2 separate regions of the Mus musculus genome follow, and region 2 is linked to region 1. The links are chromatin loops, found by intact Hi-C in ENCODE. Cell type or tissue: left cerebral cortex. All regions are shown on one strand. Each heading gives the region's core, and the rest is flanking DNA. Links, peaks and the distances in the headings are about the cores only. Region 1 overlaps Gm39084 (a long non-coding RNA gene). Region 2 has its middle 61 kb from the start of Rbbp6.

The links. Peaks named below come from ENCODE experiments on the same cell type or tissue, not always from the same donor. Only the 100,000 strongest peaks of a DNase experiment are listed, where the experiment ranks them.
Region 2: it touches region 1 in a loop (6-fold over the local background); 3 of 42 quality-filtered maps call a loop at or near these places.

Annotation. Positions count from the first base shown.
Region 1 is chr7:123,077,662-123,089,330 of GRCm38, reverse strand. Gm39084 (a long non-coding RNA gene) reads left to right here. Exons shown (of 4, transcript XR_003946873.1): 2 at 10,691-10,801. It also overlaps a transcript of Tnrc6a not described here. Among named protein-coding and RNA genes, the nearest start is that of Gm39084, 15 kb to the left of the region's middle. In left cerebral cortex, for the core only: a CTCF peak has its summit at 5,639; DNase peaks (open chromatin) are centred at 5,520, 5,792, 6,442, 6,922 and 3 more places; H3K4me3 peaks cover 636 bases; H3K27ac peaks cover 2,375 bases.
Region 2 is chr7:123,026,020-123,037,688 of GRCm38, reverse strand. It overlaps a transcript of Tnrc6a not described here. Among named protein-coding and RNA genes, the nearest start is that of Rbbp6, 61 kb to the right of the region's middle. In left cerebral cortex, for the core only: a CTCF peak has its summit at 9,584 (motif pointing left); DNase peaks (open chromatin) are centred at 2,167, 6,085, 6,411 and 6,659; H3K4me3 peaks cover 1,799 bases; H3K27ac peaks cover 1,994 bases.

The DNA.
Region 1 (11,669 bases), core at 1,901-9,900:
CGTGGAGTACCTGACCGCCAGCCTGGCATCATGTTTATATATCAGCAATAAAATGGTAAATAGAACAGAAAAGTCTCAGGCCCCTTGAAGTCAGCAGTATGGCAGAGATGAGCCGAGGCCACGAAAGAGCTAAAAGCACAAAAACCAAAGCCTCATAGTTCACAGGTGACTTACAGGCAGACTCCTCAGTCTGTGACTGACAGGACATGGGTGAGTCACGGCAAGGGAACACTTGAGGGTCAAACTCCCAGGCTCAAGGTTGGGTGGCTGGTGGATCCTAGTGCTTTTCATGTCAGAAAGGAAGTTGGAAGGAGAACAGACCTAGTGAAAGCTAATAGCTTATATTGAATTTAAGGAATCCACATGGGCACAGGCCCACCATCCTAGCTACTTAGGAGGCAGTGGGAAAAGGATCAGAAGTGTGAGGACCATGCTGACCTACAGAGAGAGTTTAAGACCAGCCTGGACAACTTAGTGAGACCTTAACTTTAAAAAGAACTAACTAACCAACCAACCAAATAACCAAACAGAAAACAAAAACAAGAAAAAAAAAACCTGAGAAACAAACAACAAAACAAACAAAACTCAGGACTGGGCATATAGTCTTTAATCCGAGCACTCAGAAAGCAAAGACAGGCAGATCTCTGTGAATTCAAGTCCAGCCAGGTCTACATCGTGAGTTCTAAGGCTATGTGGTAAGACCTGTTTCAATAAACAAACAAAGCATGAACAAACCATTTGTTTAAAGGTCTGGAGTTGTAGCTCAGTGATACAGTGATTGCATGTGCAAGGTACTAGGCTCAATTCTCAGGATGGAAATAAGAATTTAAAGAATCAGCGGGCTACTAGGTGATATTCAGGAGCTGAGTGGACAACAATGGAGGACCTTGGAACTGATGTCACCTCACAGTAAGAAGGCAGTGATGCGACGGTCAGTTTTAAAGCCATCCCAGTGAATGCAGAAAGAAAAGAAGGCTTGCAGAGTGTAGAAACTAGGAATCTATAAGGGATGGGAAAGAGACAAGAGACGAAAAAGAAGACCAAGGGGGACGCAGCATCTGGAAGGGTGTCATGGATTCTGTGAAGGGATCTGGTAGAGAAAATAATGACTGAGTACATTAAAAAAAAAGCCCTCAGGCACCCGGTGTGTCTCCACTGGTACAAAAAGGAGGTCACTGCCTGCAGAGAGGGGAGTGGGAAGATGAACCACTGAGAGCCAAGGATGGAGAGAGGAGCGCAGACCACTGTTGAGTGTTCACATCCTGTGGACACATGCCCGAGTTGGGAGACATTATCTAAATGAAATGTCCTTCCCGGAAGCATCTAATGTCTGAACGGCTGCCAGCCTCTCCTATTTGATTTGCTCCTAATGCACAGTTCCATTAGGCCAGGTGATCAGGCGAGAAAAGCTGAGGGTGGCCTGTCGTCCTGAGCTCTGGGACAGGAAGTAACACAATGTCCAGTGGACGGTGAAGCAGAGGCCCCCAGAGCTCAGGCAGCAGATGGTGCGAGTTCCCAGACTTCATGTACAGAACCCGAACGGACCCCCCCCCCGTTCTCCCTCCTCCTCTTCCTCCCTGGTTTATATGAAAAGCAGAGGCTGAATCCACCTGGTTTTCTTAGTAATTTTAAATTTTTAATTAAAACATAATTCTATCCTGGGCCCCTTCTCTTTCCTCCTTCCCATCTCCCCCTCCCCTCTTACTTTCTCTTTCTTTATTATTGTTACACGTGCATGAATATATAAATACAACCTGTTGAATCTGTTTAGTATTGCTTCTCTGTATGTGATTTCAGGGCTGACCACATGGTATTGGATAAACAATGAGGGGATTTGCCTCTGAGGAGGACCAATTCCCCTCTCAGTCATTAGCTCCTGGGCCTCTTTGGCTCCCTTCTACTTTAGCATGTCTAGTATTTTTCTCAGTGCTCAGGTCTTGCTTAGGCAGCCATAGTGTTGTGGTGTCTCGACTGAGAACCCGTCATTTCTTTTCTTTTCTTTTTTTTAAGAATGGGTAATTTTCTTATTTATTTATTTACTAATATGTAAGTACACTGTAGCTGACTTCAGACACTCCAAAAAAGGGTGTCAGATCTCATTACAGATGGTTGTGAGCCACCATGTGGTTGCTGGGATTTGAACTCATGACCTTTGGAAGAACAGTCAGTGCTCTTATCTGCTGAGCCATCTCACCAGCCCAACTCCGTCATTTCTAATAGACACAATCCAACTACAGCCTTCATGGTCCTCGACTCTATCTTTCTGCCTCTTCTTCTGAGATGTTCCCTGGGCCTCAGGGGAAGAGGCTGTACTGCAGATGTATCCTCTGGGGTTGGCACCCCTGGCTCAGTTGCTCTCTGTATCTTGAACATTGGTGGCTTTTTGTGATGACCTCTGCTGAAAAGTGATGTTTCTTGGATGCAAAACCATCTCTCTGTACACTTCTGCCCATTCTAATAAATCATGTGTGTGTGTGTGTGTTCCCACGTGTTTCTGGGCGTGTCCTTGTGTGTCTACCTGCAGACTTGCTGATTCTTTGCTTCCTTTTTCCTCTTGGGAGACTCAGAAAACTGCATGGAGTAGGTAGTATCAGTAGAAGAAATTGGGTTGTGTTAGCTTCCCTTCCATTAGCATCCTTGTGGCCCTGCATGAGGAAACTGTTTTCACATGCTTGTGCGGATCTAAGAGTACAGTGACTGTATGCGTGCAGGGTGGGGTGGGTATTTTAAGAGAATAAAAAACGCTTGCCAGGGTTGGTTTATGAAGTCTCATCATCCTTTTCAATCAATACTTTGAGGACTTTGCGTTTCTGCGTAATTCAGTTGCAGTAGTGGGGGAGGGACACCCCACTTTCATCTGAAATCTGTGCTCAGTCCCTCTCCAGGCCACTTTCTAAGGAGCTCCAGACTAAGGTCTGGAATAATACTACATTTATTTATTTTATTATTCAGTGCCAAGCAATTAAACCCAGGGCCTTAGGTTCTCTAAGCGTGTGCTCTGTAGCCAAGCAACACTGTGCCCTAGGAAGTTTGAATCGTAAGTTGGAAATAAAAAGTTTACAAAACATCAGGCTTGAGATTGTCTTCCATTGGAAAGTGAGCATTTATAAAAGCCCTGATATCAGGGCTTTGGGGAGCTTTGAATGAATTTGCTGTTTGCCCCTCCCCCATCTTCCCTTTTGCTACTGCTACAACCCGAGGCTCCTCTCCACACAGAGCAGGCACCCCTGGGTGAGTGTAGACCTCTCTCTGGGAAGAGCTGAGCTGTGAGTTCATTCTGAGACACCAGCTGTGTGACCTTGAGCTTTGGCCACCAAACCTGTTTTTCCTAGCTGCTTTTCCTCACTCGTTTTCTTTTTTAGGAACATTTTCATCCATGCAGAAAGCTGAGAGAAAAATGCTCGGACAGCCGATATGACAATATAGAATTAATAATCTGATGGTGAACTTACCCTTCAGGGGTATCCGGCCTTTGAGTATTTATTTATTTATTTTTATTATTTGTGTGTGTGTGTGTGTGTGTGTGTGTGTGTGTGGTGTGACGGTGCTGTGCTGTGGAGTTAGTTTTCTCTTTTCACCTTTACATGAGTTTGAGGAACAGACGGAAGTCAGCAGGTTGAGCAGTCCGACCATCTGACTGGCTCCACGTCCAAGCTTTTGATATTGATACTATTATCTGGAATACAGACTAGTTATTCTGGGATTCATGGTCATGCTCCCATCAGTCCTCCACCATGGTCCATCATTTCAACCTTCCTAGATTCAATCATTGTCAATATTTTGCTCAACTTGCTATACAGGATGTATGTGCCTGAATTGGTCTGTAATACACCATCATATGTACCAGTAATTTAAAGGCTTTGTATATCTCCCCTAGATAGTCTGACCTGTATCACCTAGAAATAATATTTTCCTACATAAGCACAACGCCAGGATCACAGTCAAAGAGAGGTCCCAATGACTTCCTGATGCGATTTCACTGTGGAGTTCTTCCTCCAACTCAAGTATCCCTTGTTTCTTTTATGGCCGTTTCAGTTCTTCTCGTAAGGCTTCAGTCTGGTACTGGAAACCAAGTTTATGTCTCTCAACATTTTTTTCTTCCTGCATTTTGTGTACTCATTAGTAAATAACACTGGATTTGGAAGACTCTAAGGGAATCTTCGTGTAGAGCATGTTCCTAGGGCCTATCTGATTTCTTGCTAGGGAGGGAGAGCTAACTTTTCCCCAGCCTTGTTTCCCTTCTGGAAAATGAACAGAGTAGCTCCATGCAGTTTCTACATGCGCAGTCAGTGTGAGGACTCTACGCCATAACGCTTGTAAAAGTGCTCGGTAAGGTTCCCGGAACACAGTTTCCGTAAACGTCCTCGCTGTTGTCACCATAACAACCAGCTCTCTTTGGCTGTGATTGCCACCGCCATCTTTAGTCTCTTAAACTCCAAGGCATAGTGACGCTTGAACTTTCTGATCACTTCCTCGACCTTCTCGGATATCTTACAACTTGATCTTGCCCCTCCCCCCGAAACCTAATTGGTGACTCTCAGCCAGGTGAAAAACTCTCTTAAACCCCCCAAGAACTCAGAGTTGAGCCTTCCCCATCCTCCTAAGGGTAGCTTCCTTTTCCAGAACCGTAAGGTGGTAACTTGCAAACGGCTCAGACAACATCGAGGCATCATCTGATGCCGTGCCACCCAGGGAGGAAGGGGATGCTTCGTCATTGCTGGCGCTGCGGTGACCTTGGTGCTGAGGCTGTCTGCACACAGCTGCTGCAGTGCTGTTGAAGGGATGCTGGGGAAAGGAGATTGGCTGGCAAGGGAAGTGAGGAATGTGCTGCCAGAACTCTGGGCTCCCAGCCAGATGCTAATTATGATGGCCTGGGGGTGCCATGGGCCCCTGTCAGCCCATGGAAGGAAGTGTGGGGGCTGGTGGGGGTGGGAGAGGTGAGGGAAACAGGAAAGGTGACAGGGTCTGACAGGTTGGAGAAATACACTTGTTCCCCCAGGGTCCACCCTCCCTGCAGACCCAAGCTGTCTGGGAGAAATTGTGGCTGTCACCATAGTAACAGCAGCAGCTGATGTGTGATGCACGGTGTCTTTATTAGAGAACCCTGCTCAACCTTGTGCCAGCACTTTTCCATCTGAATCTTGTTTCTTCAGTGTACAGGACTTCAGATGTCACTGGTGGGGCTGGGGGCTGGTGTTTGGAGATGGAGCAGAGACGGGAATTTTATTATATTTCTGGGGAATGCAGATAGATGGCAGAGAAGCAGATTTGTACATGGCTGAAACATCATTTAAATATTCAAGCTGCCTCAAGAGAGAGAGAGACGCAGGACCCAGAGACCACTGTACCAGAATCCCCTTCAGGTACACACAGGCTGCTGAAGCAGTATAGCAGTATTCCCTTCTCTCTACACTCAGGAGACCCCTGTGGGAGGAATAGTCCGGGATACTGTGGTCCTGGCAGTCAGGGCGAACCTTGTGCCCCAGCCCTGAAAACTTCCACCTGGGAAGCACTGGCTTTCTCGTTCCCTCATTAAGACTCAACGTCATCATCTGTAAAATGTAGACGCTAGAAAACAGCATCTGCCTCCTCACGGTCATGGTGAGAACTGAATGCACTCAGGGGCTAAGGGGGTTGAAACCTAATACTGGGCCTCCGTTAGGGGCTCAGTATCCTCAGTACTCTTGCCTCGGCTCTGCCCCTGAGCTGCACTGGGACTGGGGCTGCTCCTATTACCCCACAACTACATCCAGCACTCCACCACCTCCTCAGCTGCCACTGTGGAGAATGGCACTCTCTGGCAGAGCATGACTATGAGTCACTGGTAACCAGTCCTTCCCCACAGAGGACAGCAGAATGTCTGAACCTAACGGCACTTTAGTGAGACGCTGGGGTACCAGACAGGGGAGAAATGGATGTTTCCTGCGGCAGACAAGGGCCGGCTCATCAAACTGCTGAGAAATCTAATGGGAGGGAGGTAACTATTTACTGGTCGTTTACTCAGAGATGGGTTCTCTCTGTGTGGTCCAGGCTAGTCTTAAACTCATGGTCCTCCTGCCGCAACCTCCCAAGGGCAGGAGGCACCAAGCCCAGCTGTCTACTGTTGTTTCTGAGACAGGGTCTTAGGCAGGCCATGCTGGCCTTGAACTCAATATGTAGCCAAGCTTGGACTTCAGATCCTCCCGTCTCCACTTCCTAAGTGCTGGGATTGCAGGTGTAGGCCACCTTGCCCGGTTTATGTGGTGCTGGGGACTGGACCCAGGGCTATGTGCACCCTACTTGAGTACACTACAACTGGGTCTTCTGCTCTGAACATTTTTTCCCAGTGTGGTTCAGAAGGAAACATATAGTACCGTAAGAAAGTGTGAAGCTAGTATCAGGGCCCCGAGGAAAACTGTGGAAACAAAAACTATGAAAAACTGCAGGATCATTGACGTCTGGCTGATACTCTCCTCATAGAGAAAATTTTGGAGACTCTGCTATAAATGGAAGCTGGCAAGTCACAGAGAGAAGGTGTGAAAACAAACTGTAAATTTCTCCACTAATCAGGACTAAAATGTGTGGAGAGGGAGTGGGGCTTACCAAGGCACTAGTGCTGTCTAGTCTCCAGGGGTGTCTCTACCCAAAGTCACTGCTGACCTGAAGGAAGAGCAAAGAATGACCTCTCCTCAGAAGGTGGTGTGTGTGTGTGTGTGTGTGTGTGTGTGTGTGTGTGTGTGAGAGAGAGAGAGAGAGAGAGAGAGACGCAGGACCCAGAGACCACTGCACCTCAGTGCACCCAACTACAGTCATGGAGACAGATGAAGGAGTGTTCCCAGGGAAAGGCACAGAATTAGTGACGTCAGAGAGAAGGCCTCACAAGGTTCCCTCCAGGCCATTCCACCCACTGTGGAGTCAGAGTACCCCGGGAGGAAGATGAGTCACAGAGGCCTTGTTAACTGCACTGAGCAATTGCAATTTCCTTCCCCATGTCAATCTCGGAAACACACAGATTGTGGCTGAGCTTGAGGACAAAGACTAAAAGAACAGGTGCAGAAGAAAATCCTCCTGTCCTGCCCAGAACTTGTTGATGCAGGTAAGGGGAGTGCAGTACTCAAGACGGTATAAAGTGATGGTAGTATCGGTACTGAGTCCAGTCCTAAGAGTAAAATGTTCATCTAAAAGCAAAAGAAGAAATACATGAATAAGAGAACTCTGGTGGTTTGAATTAAAAATGGCTCCCATAGGTGCCTAGGGAATTATCATTAGAAGGCCTGGCCTTGTTGGAGTGGGTGTTGCTTTGTTGGAGGAAGTGTGTCACTAAGGGGTGGGCTTTGAGGTCTCAGATGCTCAAGCCTGGCCAATGTGTTACTATCTTTTCCTGCTGCCTGATGATCCAGATGTGGGACTCTCAGCTCCTTCTCCAGCATCATGTCTGCCTTCATGCCACCGTGCTTCCCCCATGACAATAATGGACTAAACCTCTGACTTTAGTGGACTAAACTGTAAGCCAGCCCCAATTAAGGGTTTTCCTTTATAAGAGTCGTTGAGGTCATGGGGTCCCTTCACAGCAATAAAATCATAACTAAGACAAAGATCTAGAGTGACAGCCTCCATGTTAGAAGCAGAGTCACTGAGTCATCACAGTTCTGGGATGGGAAATATTGTCTCTATCCTATAGACAAAGCCACCGAGGACTGCAGAGGTCTCAGGAGCTTGCTCATATGTGGGTGGCAGAATGACTGGAGTTCTCCATCCTTCCTTTCTGGTCACATGGCTGTCATTCTGCAAAGTGACAGAAGCTTCTCTCAATGAAAGGGAAATCTCTGTTTTCTCTCTTTCCTTGCCTTGTTGTGTGCATGGACTGGGAATAAAGAGGGGAGATGGTGGGTTGGTTCCAAGCCTGGGATGCAAGGGACCACACACACACTTTCATCTGCTCTTTGGGAACCTGACCACAGCCACATACCCAAGGCCAGGCTAGCTTTTCAGGAGGAGATGCGTGTTAGAGTGAAGTCTGAGTCCAGCTGGGGCCTGGACATCAACAGAGGCCAACCTGAATTAGCAGAGTTGCTGTCTCCAGCCTACAGTTGACCATACATGTATGAAGAAGTCCTAGCCCAGAGAAACCACCTTGCTGACCTACAGACGCACAAGCAATTAGGAGCAGTGCAGTTTTAAGCCATTAAGTTTTGGACTGGCTTTGGTTTAGTACAAGTGAATTGAAAGATCAAGGTATGTCAGTGAGTCGATGCTGGAGCTGGGGCTCATTCCAGGTGTACCCCTCCCTCCCTCCGCACTGTTCTTTTCACATTACGTTTCTCAGGAACGCTCACAAAGATTCCAATTTGATTGAGATTTGCTGTGTCTTCAGTACAATCCCATCATAGCTTTCCACCCAAAGTGAATTGAATGGAAAATAAATGTTTTAAAACGTATGCTGGGGAGGGGGGCGCTAGGGAGATGGCAGAGTGTGTATGTTAAAAATAAACACGGTGTTGTATGCTTATAATCCTGCACTGACACAGTGGGGATGGGCAGATTCCTGGAGCTCACTGGCCAGCCTGCTTAGCCTGATCAAGAAGCTCCAGGTCCCAGGGTCTCAGAAGACAAAGTAGATACGCTGAGGGGGGCAATGCTTGACATTAACTTCTGGCGTTTATATACATGCTGGCGTTTATATACATGCGTACACGGCCACGTATATCCAAACAGATGAACACATGCACACACACACCTACACATAAGCACTCCATATCCAGAAACATATACACATACTGTGGTAGTTTAAATGTAACTAGCCCCCATAAGCCCATGGGGAGTGGCACTCTTAGGACGTGTGGCCTTGAGAAGTGTGTCACTGTGAAGGTGGGCTCTGAGGTCTTATGTATATGCTCACATCCCTCCCGGTGTGGAACTCAGTCCCCTTCTGCTGCCTGCGGAGGAAGATGTAGAACTCTTGGCTCCTCCAGCACCAAGTCTGTCTGCACACTGCCATGTTTCCCACCACGATGATAATGAACTAGTCCTCTGAAACTGTGAGTCGTTTCCAATTGAATGTTTTCCTTGGTGTTTCTTCACAGCACTAAGACCCTAAGACACATACATATGTGCACACCTCTATCATACAGAAACACACATACTTTATGTTGGCTTCTTATCCCCATTAGAAGGCCCTCCAAACTTCCAGGTTATAGTACAATCTAAGTATATGCACTATTCCATCTGGGAAGTGTCTTCTTCCCTTGGCTTCTTGGTATTTCTGTTTACCACCCTTACCCTGGTCCAACACTTTTTCTCTGATGTAAGACTTTGCCTGCTCGCAGATCTCTATAAGACCTTAAATCCTTTTCAGGAATTCTCACAACCCATTCTTATGGGACGGTTGTTGGCCAGGCACCATGGCCACATGTCTTCTGACAACAGCTCCCTGCTTCCATTGATATCTCCTTCAAGAAAGAGGGAACTTGGCAGGCCTGAGATGGACAAATCCCTCAACAGTTCAAAGGCAACACTTCTCCTTGGTCATTTCTAGGCAGTAACCTCTTAGTCCATGGAATATCTTGTCTGATAATCATCTTAGTCAGCTGTGGTTGTGTGGAGGGGAGGCTGTGTTTAGTAGTTCATGTTGTCTGGTTTATGATGGAGCCCTTGGGTCCTGCTGTATCTGGTTTTCCCCTGATCCAGAGACTAGAGACTGGATAACTGATCCCTAATAGAAGCCATCAGTGCTGTGGCTTGGCTTATTTGCCCTGGTCACATTAGGTTTTCAGGGTCACTCGTCATCAACACTGGGGAATGAAGTACAGTTGCCTATGTCTGGTGCATCTCTGTCCCATGCTCACTTTAACAATGCATCCTTCATTGTCATAACTGGTCACTCTGATGGCAGTGGCTTTTCTGAACACTGCGAGTTCTCACAGTCAACCATCAAGCTTGACCAAGCCTCTCCCTCCCTCCCATCTCTTCTCTTTTTCCAATGGACTAAATAAAACAGTTCTTCTACTTTTCTCTGGCCAAATGGCTCAGACCACACTGGGATCATTGGCCATCTCACACTCTCTTCTAAGTGCTTCACTGGCAAATTAATTTCATACGAATTCAATGCCGTTTGGGGACACGACACTGGTGATAATTATTTGCCCCAGCACAGTCTGTATTTTTGCAGAATTCTGGCATGTGAATATGCTTGTTTGAGTGCAGCATACCTATGTTCTGCTTTATGCAAATAAGGGAAGGCTTCCTTAACCAGTGCACATACCACTGGTGGCTGCATAGGTTCTACTGTATAACTTTCTCCAGCAGTTCTCAAGTCTTGGCTACTTAGATCATTTGTGCTTGCTCCTATAAGCCAAGCACTAACCACAATTCCTGAGGAGGAGTCATTAGGCACTTTGGCTATCATTATCTTAAGACAAATTTCTATCCATTGAATTTCTCAATTAAAGAGAAATTTAGTCCCCAGATGTTGATGCAACTGGGGAGGTGGTGGAGACATGAGGAGACATAGCCAGAGGAGGTGGGTCACTGGAGGGCAGGCCTACTGGATTCTAGTCCTGTGCAGGCTCCAGCATGGCTGACTCCTCGCTGCTGACTGAATGGAACCAGCCTTCTCATCTACGAGCTATTCCAGCCATCGAGCCTTTGCTTCCACAATGGACTGTTTCCTCTCAAACCATGAGCCCAAATGATGCCCCCTTCCTTCCTTCAGGTGTTTCTTTCAGGTATGTTGTCACGGTGATAGGAAAAAGCAACTAATACAGAAGGCAAAGGTGGCCACTCTGGAAATACCAACAGCATCCTGCAACTTGGAGAGAAGCAGGTGAGGAGAGGAGCCAGAGGGTGGGGAGACTAGCATCCCCTTGCTCATGTCTAGGCCCAAGAGAGAGCTGAGAGGCACCTAGGTCTGGCACTATTTAGTAGAGAGGGTACTTGCTATCACATTGCCTTCCATGAAAGAGAGCAGATAGAAGAGAACCCAAGGAAAATCACCCAGCTGTGGCCTGTCAGGCAGAGACACCCTGCAGTCTACTTCCTCAACACCCCTGGTCAGCAGTTGGAGGGTAGGATCACCGGATACGAAAGGGAAGGAACACCCAGGGCCAAGCCTACCAGGAACAAGGGTTAACTCAACTGCAGAAGCCGAGTCCAGGACCTCCTCCCCTCTTTCTCTTTGCTGCTTCTCCACCTGTCTCTGATGTAAAGACAAATGAAATGCAGCGAACCAGCAAGCTCAGCCATTTCTTTCCACATCTGTGGGTCAGTAGATACATTCAGAAACTGACGATTCTGGAAACCAATTTAAATTTTCTAAAAGGATAAAAATCCATCTAGAAATGAAGATTAAAACGGCACACACAAATTAACAGCACAGAGGAGCTAGCAGTGTTTGTATCAGATCATAGGACATGTTAAAGAATACAAGATGACCAAATTATATCAAGTCATACTTGAAGTCTTCATCAATGAGCTTGGAAATTAAAATCCCAAAAGAATTAATTTAAAGAGAAGAAAATTTAGATTGGCTCAAAAAAGTAAAATCCTGAGTTCATAGGGCTAGAGATGTGGCACAGGAGTAAGAACACGTCTTACTCTCACAGAGGACCTGAGCTCAGGTTCCAGTAAGCACACCAGGGGCCTCACATCTGCCTGTAGCTCCAGCTTTCAGAGATCTGTTTTTATCTCTAACA
Region 2 (11,669 bases), core at 2,061-10,060, 52 kb after region 1:
CTAGGGAGGAGACGTGGTGTCTTGGGAGAGCTCCTTGGTGGGGCACTGGCTGTAACACAGGGAGAGCTCCTTGGTGGGGCACTGGCTGTAACACAGCCTTCTGCAGCTTCAGGCTGCATGCTATGTTTTGGATGTATTCTCGTAGGCCTCATTTGAAGGTATTGTCATTTCTCTTCTTTTAAAAAAAGGATTTACTTCTTTTTATTTTATGTGTATGAATGTTTGCCTACAAGTGTGTATATACACCAATGTGTGCAGTACTCAAGGATTCCAGAAAAGGGCATCTGGTCACCTAAAACTGACGTTGGAAGCAAATGAACTACCACGTGAATGCTAGGAATCAGAATGGAGGCTTCTGGAAAAGCAGCCACGTTCTTAACCACTGAGCCATCACTCCGGCACTCCAGATTTATACCTCTTTGAAATATCTCTTTGAAAGTATTCCCTTTATAGCTCATTACTAGTTTAGAAAAAATATATGTATATAAAGGACAGATGAATCTATTAGATGACACCATGATTGGCCAAGTCTAAATTGAGCCACGAGATTTTTTTAAATGATCTTTTCCTTTCCCTCTTCCTTTCTCGTTCTCCCTCCTGCTCCCCCCCCCCCCCCCGCTTTCTTTTTTCAAGGACAGAGTTTCTCTTGTGTAGCCCTGGCTGTCCAGGAACTCACTCTGTAGACCAGGTTGGCCTCCAACTCAGAGATTCACCTGCCTCTACTTCCTGAGTTCTGGAATTAAAGGCATGCCCAGCTGGGACAGGCAATGTTATTAACACAAAATTCTAAGAAAAAAAATTAAGAAGCAAATCAATGAATAAAGAAGGTGGTAAGAGCCGGGTGTGGTGGCATACGCCTATAATCCCAGCACTCGGGAGGCAGAGGCAGGCGGATTTCTGAGTTCGAGGCCAGCCTGGTCTACAAAGTGAGCTCCAGGACAGCCAGAACTATAAAGAGAAACCCTGTCTCGAAAAACCAAAAAAAAAAAAGAAGGTGGTAAGAGATATATTAACTAGTTGCTACCTAGGGGCTTATTTAAATATTCAAACTGATAACAGATTAAATGACAGATGACAATTGCCACCGTGTATGCACTAACTGGGCAGCTCAGAATAGGGACTTACTTTTGATTTGGGGGGACATGGTGATGTCATAATAGTTATGTTTAAAGGAGGCGGGGCAGTCCTTGGAGCTGGAGGCATAGTTCCACAGTGACTATAACTTCCTATGGTCACTATAGCTATAGGTGACTGCCTAGCTTGTGAAAGGCCTAAGCTCAATCTTAGAACTGAAATGAAAACAAACCTTTAAAGAGATTAAAAAGAGAGACAGTTATGGATTTGTTTTGTTTTGTTTTGTTTTTAATCACACACAGACTTTACTGGATAACTGGGAGACAGACTGGCTGTAGGTCACAGACCAGTGATCAAAACAAGTCATGATTGGAAAAATGCTATCTGTGGGGCAAACAACCATGCCAGGGTGTCCCAAAAGCTCCACAGTAGACAAGTCCCCACTAGTGGGCAAAGCCACACTAGAGAGTGGTAGGTCAGGTCAGATACTGTTAGGGACCCCACGTGGGGATCAGTCCATGGCCATCCAAGCTCCTATACATATGGCTGAGTGTGGTAGCCATAGCTTTAATTCCAGCACTTTTTAGAAGCAGAGGCAAATAGATCTCTGTGAGGTCGAGGCTAGCCTGGTCTACATAGTAAGTTCTAGGTCAGCCAGGGCTACACAGTGAGACTTAGTCCCAAAACAAAAGCACAAGACAAAAACAAAAGCAAAACTACCCCCCCCAAAAAAAAACTCTATATGCAAAATTATATCGTACCTAAAATTTTAGTTCAGATAGTCTTGGCTGGGAGGGGTGGTGTGGGGTAAAAAAGATTGCCTTTGAACTGAAAATTATTGAAGATAATTGTGTGGGGTTTACTATATATTATCTATATGTACATGTTTTCAATTTTGAGTAATAAAATATAAAACGAAAACCCGGGGCAAGCAAAGGAAGAAACACTGGCTAAATCAAGACCTGAGTTGAAAGGAGAGTAAAAATAAGGAGTGTGGGAGCTGGGATTCACGCTCTTATCTTGCTCAGAATAGCACCAGTTTTTCCCAGCGACAACCCAGACCCACGGTTCTCAAGCTTCCGTGTGTTTATGAATCACCCGAGCTTCTTGTTAAACTGCGGTGGGGTGCAGAAGGCCTGGGTGGGCCTGGAAGTCAGCCTAAAGCAAGTGACTGAAGACTCAGCTGATACTCCCAGGAGGCTATCTGGTAGAACTCAGTCATTTGGGGTTGGATGTGGTGGTGTATGCCTATAATTCTAGCACTCAAAAGCTGAGGCAGGGGGATAGTGCAGCTCTTTCCCCCACTGTAGCTGGTACTGCTTTGAGAGCTTCCTCATTCCCTCTCACTCCTTCCTGCTCATGTCCTTGCTCTAGTCTTGTCGACTCTGAGATTCGTTTCACCTTCCATTCTCTCTCTCTCTCTCTCTCTCTCTCTCTTTCTCTCTCTCTCACTCACTCTCTCTCTCTCTCTCTCTTTCTCTCTCTCTCACTCACTCTCTCACTCTCTCCCTCCCTCTGTGAGATTTTTCAACCTGACTGTCCTCTACCATGTCCAGGTACTTGGTCCCAAGCAGCTAAGTGTTCCTGGAGACAAGTGCAGACTTTAAGCACGCCTCTCTGCTCTTCCTACTTATTTTACCCTGAGACCCTCACTACCTGCTCACACTCGCTTCTCCCTCTTCAAGATGACCTGTATCTCAACCACATACCACCAGCTGTATGGCTCCTACACTAAACTGCCTCTGTCCTTTCCCTATCCTCACCCCCTAAAGCCACGTTCTTTGTGCCCCAGGACCTTTGTGTGTGCTGTTATGGTCTGAAAATAGAAGCATACTGAGTTCTATCTGGATTCAATTTCATTTTAGGGAAACATCTCAAAAAGATCCTTGGACATTCTCAATAATATTGAGAAGAGGAGACCTTGCAGGGCTACGTCCATCTCACACTAGACCTCTAAGGTCTTTACCAATCAAGTACATAGAGCCTTGTTTGTTCTGACCATAAAACACTGCATGACCAGGATAAGTTCATCCCTATGCACAAAATGGCTTCATGGTACCTCTGGGCTTCAGTTCCTCCCAATGTTATAGAGGCATGTGTGTGTATATGTGAGTGAGCGTGTGTGTGTGTGTGTGTGTGTGTGTGTGTGTGTGTGTGTTGGATCCTGTTGGGTATGTTACCTTGATCACTCTCCACCTTTAACTCTTGGACAAAGTTTCTCACTGAGCCTGAAGCTCAACCATTCATTCAACTGGACTCGTTGGCCAATGAGATCGAGGCATCTGTCTGTCTGTACCCCACCCACACCCCACTCCCCTGCCATCCTCCAGAGCTGGGGTCATAGGAGTGTGTCACCAACCCCGGTTCTCTACACAGGCTCTGAGGATCTGAACTCGGGCCCTTAGGCTTCTGAGACAGGTACTTGTTGACGGAGGCATCTCCCCAGCCCCCAGCTTATCTGCTTGAATTCATGTAGTCAGTCTGGAAAATAAGTAGGCATAGTATTTTATAAGTTCCCCAATCAAGGTTACATCTCTCCACTCCGGTCCTGACTCTAATTTGTTTAGGCCAATGGGGCAGCGGCAGCAGCAGCAGCACAGGTAGCTGTTTGAGAATGGCTGCAGTTTGAGGTTTCCCTCTCTGGCTGCTGCTTCATGCTAGCCATCTCATGAAGACTGAATATGGAGATGCACAGATCAGACAATTTGTTTATTTTTTTCTGCTTTATTTTTTGAGAGTTTCATACATGTATATAATGTGTTGTATTTTTATCCACTCCTTATCCCATTTCCTCTGACCCCTTCTTTTTCCCAGCTCACCCCCTCCTACTTTCATGTCGTGTGTGTGTGTGTGTGTGTGTGTGTGTGTGTGTGTGTTGTTTGCATACATCTTATCCAGCCACAGTTGCTGCGTGCTTACAACTGCAAGGGCCACGCCATATCCAGATGATAGCATGTCACAGCACCCCCGCCATCCTCTAGCTCTTCTGATCCTTCCCACTCACTGGGCCTTGGAGGGAGTGACACAGATGTCCTGTTTCAGGCTAAGCACGCAGCAGTCAATTTTCCCTATCGTTTGACCACCGGTCTCTGCATCATCCGAGGTGCACGGGTAGAAGGCCTGATCAATTTCAATGCCCCCGCATCCACCAGTCCCTGATCACGACCTCTACTCCCAGCCAGCCTACTGGAGACCTAGCTGGACAAGCCAGTCCTACCAAGTGCAGTGCAGCCCCTGCCGTGCCAGCTGCAGTGGCTGACTCCCAGAACAAAGAGCTACAAACGATCCTATTTGTAAGCTACCACTTTGGAGGTGGTTTGCAACCCAACACACACTGGTTCGTTTCATGGAGGTTTTTTCTCATGCTGAGAATCCAGTTCCCCACTTTCACCTTCCATGGTGGCTCATCAACCCTGGGATGAGACCTAAGACCCCTCCCCCCGCACCCCCAGCAGGTCTACAACAGAGCCCTTTGCCATCAGGAGCACCCCAACTGGCACCGGCACATCCACACACCCTGTTCAGTCCACAGGTTTCTCATGAGACTGACTTGGTCCCCTAGCCAGGCCTTTGCCCCTGCCTCTCCTTCTGGTTGGAGAGCTCTTCTTGACTTTCATCTTGCTCACTCTGACTTAGATCACATATTACCGAGGCCACCTCTGACCACATTTCATCTATCCCCACTTCTCGCCTGAAATTGGTCTTCTATATTTTCCGAGTACCCTGTTATTTCATTTCTTAGCAAATAGCCTGGTCTGAAACAACAGATTGCTTTATGCCGTGACTTGCTTAATCTGTGTAAGAACAGGGTGTTTCTATTTGTGCATTAATTCAGTCTCAAACCTGCACGGTACCTGTTGCATGGTAACTGTTGGCTGGTTGTTGGTTTTTGTTTGTTTGTTTTGTTTTGTTTTTTTAGCAGGTTATCATGATGGTTAACTGTGTAGGCCCTAGGTAGAAAGTCCAGGGGCCCAAATCCCACCTGGTCATTTACTAGTTGTGTGACCTTAAGCAAGTAAGCTGTGCCTCGGTTTCCCTGAGGGGCTAAAGGTGACACTCTTTCTGAGCTGACAGGGAGTTCTTTCTTACTGGCAGGTCTGCACCCACCCACTTGCCCTGTGCCTACAAAGGTCGCCATGATGGGATTCTCATGGGATTCACACCAGCTTCCCCCAAGGCCAGTTTCTCAGCCAACTCTGCCTCCATGTGCAAAGGTGTGCCCTCAAACTCACAGCAAGCTCCGTGAGCCACCCTGTGTGTGGCACCTGAGACTGCCCCATGGCACTGAACTCTGGCCCTGCCTGCTGCCTTGATGTCTCCCTCAAAATCAAATATTTGGAGTCGTAGAGATTTGCCTCCTGATGGCTGTCACCCTGCTTCCTGTCACTTGATGAGCCCAGCTGGGTTGGCATCTGGGGTTAACAGATAACCTTTTCAGACAAACCCAATGGCAACATCATCTGGGTGAAGAAAAAGCTGACAAGGGACCTTAGGAAATCCCCAGCGACCAAGTCCTTAGGACCGCCTGGCCTCTTCGTTCCTGGGCACAAACGATATACAATCTAGGTATCCAAAACAAAAACAAACAAACAAAAAAGATTTTAAAAACAAGATGAGAGGTGCGGCGCAGAGAGAGGGGAGGGAGGGAGAGAGAGAGAGAGAGAGAGAGAGGGAGAGAGAGAGAGAGAGAGAGAGAGAGAGGGAGAGAGAGAGAGAGAGAGAGGGAGAGAGAGAGAGAGAGAGAGAGAGAGAGAGAGAGAGAGGAAGGAGGGGGAAGGGGGGCTCATGAAAAGGGGCAGAGAAGAACAGGATGAGAGGTGGAGAGGCTTAGAGGAGGAAGAAGAAGAGTGGCAGGAGACAGACTGGGGACAGGAGGAGACACGCAGTTGCTTGGTCCACCCAGCAGAACCCAGCTTCGCAGGGCAGGGCCCAGAGCTTAGCTCCCCAGTGCCTCGGGTGCTCCCCACTCCCCCCACCTCCTACCCTGGGAGGGTGTCCTGTGCATGTTAATGAGACAGTTGAAGACAGCTTCCCAGATAATTGTTAAAGTGTTCAGTAACTTACCAGGCTGATAGTCAGAGGACTGCAGAATGCTGGGGGGACGGCTCCTGGGGTGGGGGCAGCACAGGGGCCTTGTCTCCAGGTACCCGGAGCTCACAGGCTGCAAAACGAAGAAGGGTTTTCCATTCGGTCAGGCACCAACGCAAAGGTAGAGAGAGCCAGACCAAAAGGCAAAGGGAAGGAGGGGAACCTGCGTGTGTTTTTGTATTTAAATTGTTTTTGAGCCCACGTAGCCCTGGGAGTCACATGCCGCCTCCAACATCACCGGAGCCATCACATGATACAGGTCCCCCATCATGTGATGAGAAAAATCTGCCTAACTTCAGGCCCCCCCCCACCCCCACCCCTGCTCACAGACTGACAGACGAAGTGTTTCTAGAAGAGCGCCCCCCCCCCCCCGCCGCCCCAAATCAGTGACAGAGGGAGGGATGCAGATGGGGGAGTCTGAGCCCACGCAAGGCTGATCTTGATGAATTGTTAATGTGCCTCTCTCTCCTAAGCCCTGAGACTTGGAGCCATGCCAGACTCATTTGAATTCCAGCCTTGAATAACCAAGTGTTGCCACCGCTGCCCCAGCAAATGCAGGGCGCTTGAGCTCACACCATCCTGCCTCGTTGTGGGGAGCCTGATGGCTGCCTTCCCTACCCACAGCGTCCGAACCGACCGCGTCACTAACAGTGGAGGTGGAAACGGCGGGGGGTACTGGGGCGGTGGCGGTGGGGGACCTGCAGAAGAGGAGCCGGCTGCAGCAGAACCTTCTAGTCCTTCGTCCCACCCCTCAGCCGCAGTCTGAGTCAGGTGGAGCCGGCTGGCTCTCTGATTACAACGTCTCCTTTTATACTTGGTTCTGGGACCTCTGTGGGTGGAGACCTTCGTATTCTTCTGTCTGTCTGTCGCCCTCTCCTCATAACCATTCCCGAATCAAGACACAAATTGTGTTTAAAAATCTCCCGCCTAGCTGCTTCCCTTTGTGCTCATTTATTCTCACACTCTGATCCCTCTTTCCGTACAAGCTCCTTCTCAGGGCGCCTATTCCACTGCAGGTTGTACACACACGCACACGCGCGCACACACACACACCGAGATGGGACAGAGGTTATGGTGTGGAGCTCTGTCCTTGGCATGCATCTGGTCTGTTCCGAGGCAACAGAAACCCAGACAGATGTGGCAGATCCCAATGCCAGAACCACACAAATGCAGAATGAAAACCCTCTATTAGCCCAGTCTGAAGGCTCGGCTTCTGCCCTCACCCTATCTCTACCCCCAAACTACTCAACAGAGGAAACTTCCTCTGCACCCTACAACACACAATCACCTGCTTGCTTTGTTTCTTCTCTGCTTTGATTTACAAGTCAACTGGAGATGCCACCCTCCTCCCCCACCACCCACCACTCCCCACCCCCAGTGTTAACATTAACCTCTGATTCTTACTCACGGGGGAGGGGGGAGGGGGGAGTGGGAAACAAGCAGGCGAACAGGTGGGCTACTCTCCTTGGGGGCAGTGTGACCTACTGTCACTTGGTAGTTCAGGAGATCGTGTGGAAGACCAGGTGGTCAACAATATCAAACACCTCCGAGGAAGGAGTCTGCTTCCAGCCAGAAGTTTTTGTCCAGGCTATTCTCTATAATGAGAGCAGAGGAGGGGGTCTGTGGAGAAACGCATGGCTGCCCACCAAGCCAGGTTCCGTAAGGACATATAGTATATATCCCACAGACCCTTTCTAGGCTACTGTTGGTAGGGGTTGAGTCTGGATATAGACCTGTATAGTTTTTACACTTGAGTTTGTATAGCTGTCTTCTTCAACACAGAGGCCCAAGCCATCAGAGAGAAATTCTGTGTAAATAGAATCGACACTCTTATAAATGGGCTCTCAAAATAGGAAGAAGAGACGGCAGAAAACTGGGGTGCTCAGCATGACCGCTAGCTGGTGTCCATCTTGACATCTTGGTGGGCACATGGCTGTCTTAGGGCATGGGAGCTGTAAACAGTACCAGAAAAAGAAAGCCAAGTCTTGTGCCAGTGGACATCCACAGCAATTGGAGACCCTTAGCTTATTTTCTTGCCCATGTGTGTACACATCTGCCTGTGTGCCTATTTGCCTGCAGGTGCACACTGAGACCAGCAATTAACATGGGACCTCCTCAGTTGCTCTCCACCTTAGTTTTTGAGACACGGTCTCTCATTGAACCTGCAGCTCATGGATGGCAGGGCTAGCTGGCCAGCATGCCTTAGAGATCTGCCTGGCTTTGTCTCCCTAGCTCTGGGACTACGGTTGCGCTCCCCTAACTGACAGGAGATTTGAACTCAGATCCCACTTACATGGTAAGTATTTTACCAACTGAACCCCAGCACAGCAACTCATACAGTACTGCACCCTCAGTAGAAAGGTATGTGATACATTAGTTTTGTGTGTCAGCTTGCCTAGACATGGCGTATCCAGTGTAGATATTATTTCAAGGTAAATTAGTGGGAGTATTTATGGCTGAGATCAACATTTTACTCCCCTGAGACAGACTCTCAGTATGTAGCCCAGGCTGGCTTTGAACTCTTGATGTTTCTGCCTTGGTCTCCTGAGTGGTGGATATGTGGCATCACAGCTGACAGAGTTTAATGCTCTGATTGAGCCACTCAGCCGTATGCTTTCCCCTTCCTGATATGAATGGGCTTCCTTCAGTCCTGTGAGGGCCTGAATGAGGAGAAAAGAGCTTATTTGGCTTCAATATCCTGATCAGAGTTCATCATAGAAGGACATCAGGATAGGCGCTCAAGGCAGGAACCAGGAGGCAGGAACAGATGCAGAGACCGCAGAGGGATGCTGCCTGCTGTTTTCAGGCTCACTTAGCCTGCTTCCTACCCAGGGGTGGCACCCGCCACCACCACCACATTGAGCTGGACCCTCCCATATCAATCATCAATCAAGAAAATATACCACAGACTTGTCCACAGGGCAGCCTGATGTCGGCATCTTCTCTGTTGAGGTTCCTCCTTTCCATATGATTTGTGTCAAGTTGAAAAAAGAATACTGACTAACACACTGCCTGAACTTAGTTCATCTCATCTCCAGCTTGCACAGTGCCTACCTGGTCCTCAGGCCTTCAGACTCAGACTGAACTCCATGGCTGGCTTACCTGAACTGCCAGATTACAAGCAGTAGGCTGAGGGGCCTCTCAGCTTCTCTACCTGTAGGACGTGGCTCCTCATGCTCTCGACATCCCTCTGAAGAACCTGACTAACAACCTCAGAAAACATCAAAAGTTTACCTGAATTCTGGGTCAAAAAAACCCCAAAACCCAAAAACAAACAAAAAACCTTCCATGATGAGGCTGGAGAGGTGGCTCAGTGGTTAAAGCACTGAGTGCTCTTCCTGAGGTCTTGAGTTCAATTCCTAGCAACCACATGGTGGTTCACAACCATCTATAATGGGATCCAATGCCCTCTTCTGGTGAGTCTGTAGACAACAACAATGTACTCAGACATGTAAAATAAATAACTAAATCTTTTTTTAAATCTTCCATGATTATTAATAACCAAGTGGGTTTGTTTGATGCTTGAATATATACTACTTTTATAACCCAGACATAACAAAAATAAGGAATGGGGGCTGGGGAGATGGCTCAGTGGTTAGCAGCACTGGCTGCTCTTCCAGATGACCCTGGTTCAGTTCCCAACACACACACAGTGGTCACAATCATAGGTGACTCCAGTTCAAGGAGATCCAATCCCATGGGTATTGGTCACACACGTGCTGCGCAGGTCATACATGCAGGCAAAACACTAATACACATACCATAAAACAAATAAATGTAAAATATTTTAATGAGGAATAATCTTTACCAATTATACACGCATAGAAGATTACTATCTAAGATATAGAAAGAACTAAAAACAACTACCAACAGCAGCAGCAGAAACAGCAGCAGCAACAACAACAACAGCAACAGCAACAACAACAATAACAACAACAAAATCCAACCAACCAAACAAACAAACAAACAAAAAAAATCTCTGGACATCAAGAAACAAAATAACACAATTAAAAAATGTTTACAAATCTAAACAGAATTCTCAAAAGATGAAACACAATTTGCCAAGAAACATATAAAGAAATGTTTAACATTCTTAGTCATTAGTGAAATGCAAACCAAAACTACTTTAAGATTTCATAGTACACCAGTCAGAACGGCCAAGATCAACAAAACAAATGACAGCCCATGCTGGCAAGGATGTGGGGTAAGGGGGACACCTGACCTTTGCTGGTAGGAGTGCAAACTTGTACAGCCACAATGTAGATAATTGTGGTGGTGGAAGCTGGGAATAGCTCTACCTCAAAAGCCAGCTACACCACTCCTGGGCACATACTCAAAGGACTCTGTATCTTGCTACAGCGGCACTTGCTCAACCATATTCATTGTGGCTCTGCTCATCATAGTCAGAACTTGCAAACCGCCTAAATATCCGTGAATGGATAAATGGGTAAGGAGAATATAGGACATTTACACAACGTAACATCATGAGAGTCTCAGGTAAATGGGTGGAGCTTGAAAAAAGTCATCCGGAGTAACCTAGATCAAAAACTACAAATATGCTGGGCGATGGTGGTGCACACCTTTAATCCCAGCGCTTAGGAGGCAGAGGTAGGCGGATTTCTGAGTTTGAGGCCAGCCTGGTCTACAAAGTGAGTTCCAGGGCAGCCAGGGCTATACAGAGAAACCCTGCCTTGAAAACAAACAAACAAACAAACAAAAACAAAAAAAGAAAACCCTACAAATATGGTATATATTTGCTTATATGTAGATGAGGGCTGCTAAGTCTTGGATAAGCAGGCTACAATCCATATGACCACAGAGATTATGTCTAGCACTGGGGTGTGTGTGTGAGGGATGCTTCCTGGGGAGGGGAAATAGAATAGATAGAGGTGGGGGAGGGGGCACTGGAATGGGAGAATCAAACAAGAGAGGGAAGGACGAGGGGCAAGGGAGGGTATATGGAGAGGGACAGTTAAAATTAAGGGACATTCGAGGGCTCCTGTAGAAACCTAGCACAGTAGAGGCTTCTTAAAATATATGCATATATGAAAGAAATCTAAGCAATGAGGGAGAAAAGCTGCATCCAGATATCTCTTGCCTTCCACTGAAAGCCCCAGGCCCAGGAATGGGTTACATCTAATCATGTCGTTGGCCAAAGGGGCTCCATGAAACCCCCTAACAACACAGGCTACCACCAAGCCTATTGGTTTCTCCCCACAAACTGATGAAGCCCTCCTACTGAAGGTGATAGCTATATAACTCACTCAGCACAGAGAAGTCGAGCTGCTGTCTACCCAGAGCCTTTGCCCCTACTGACTAATGTTCAAGCTACTGGAGATACTCTGAACACTGCAAAAATAAATGGCAACTCAGCTATAAGCCTTTCGATCTTATTTTATCATTTTTTTAAATGCCTGTTTGTTTTTTAATGAGAGAGAACAACAAAGGGTATGGATTTGGGTGAGTGGAGAGGTACAGAAGATCTGGGAGGAGTTAAGGGAGAGAAA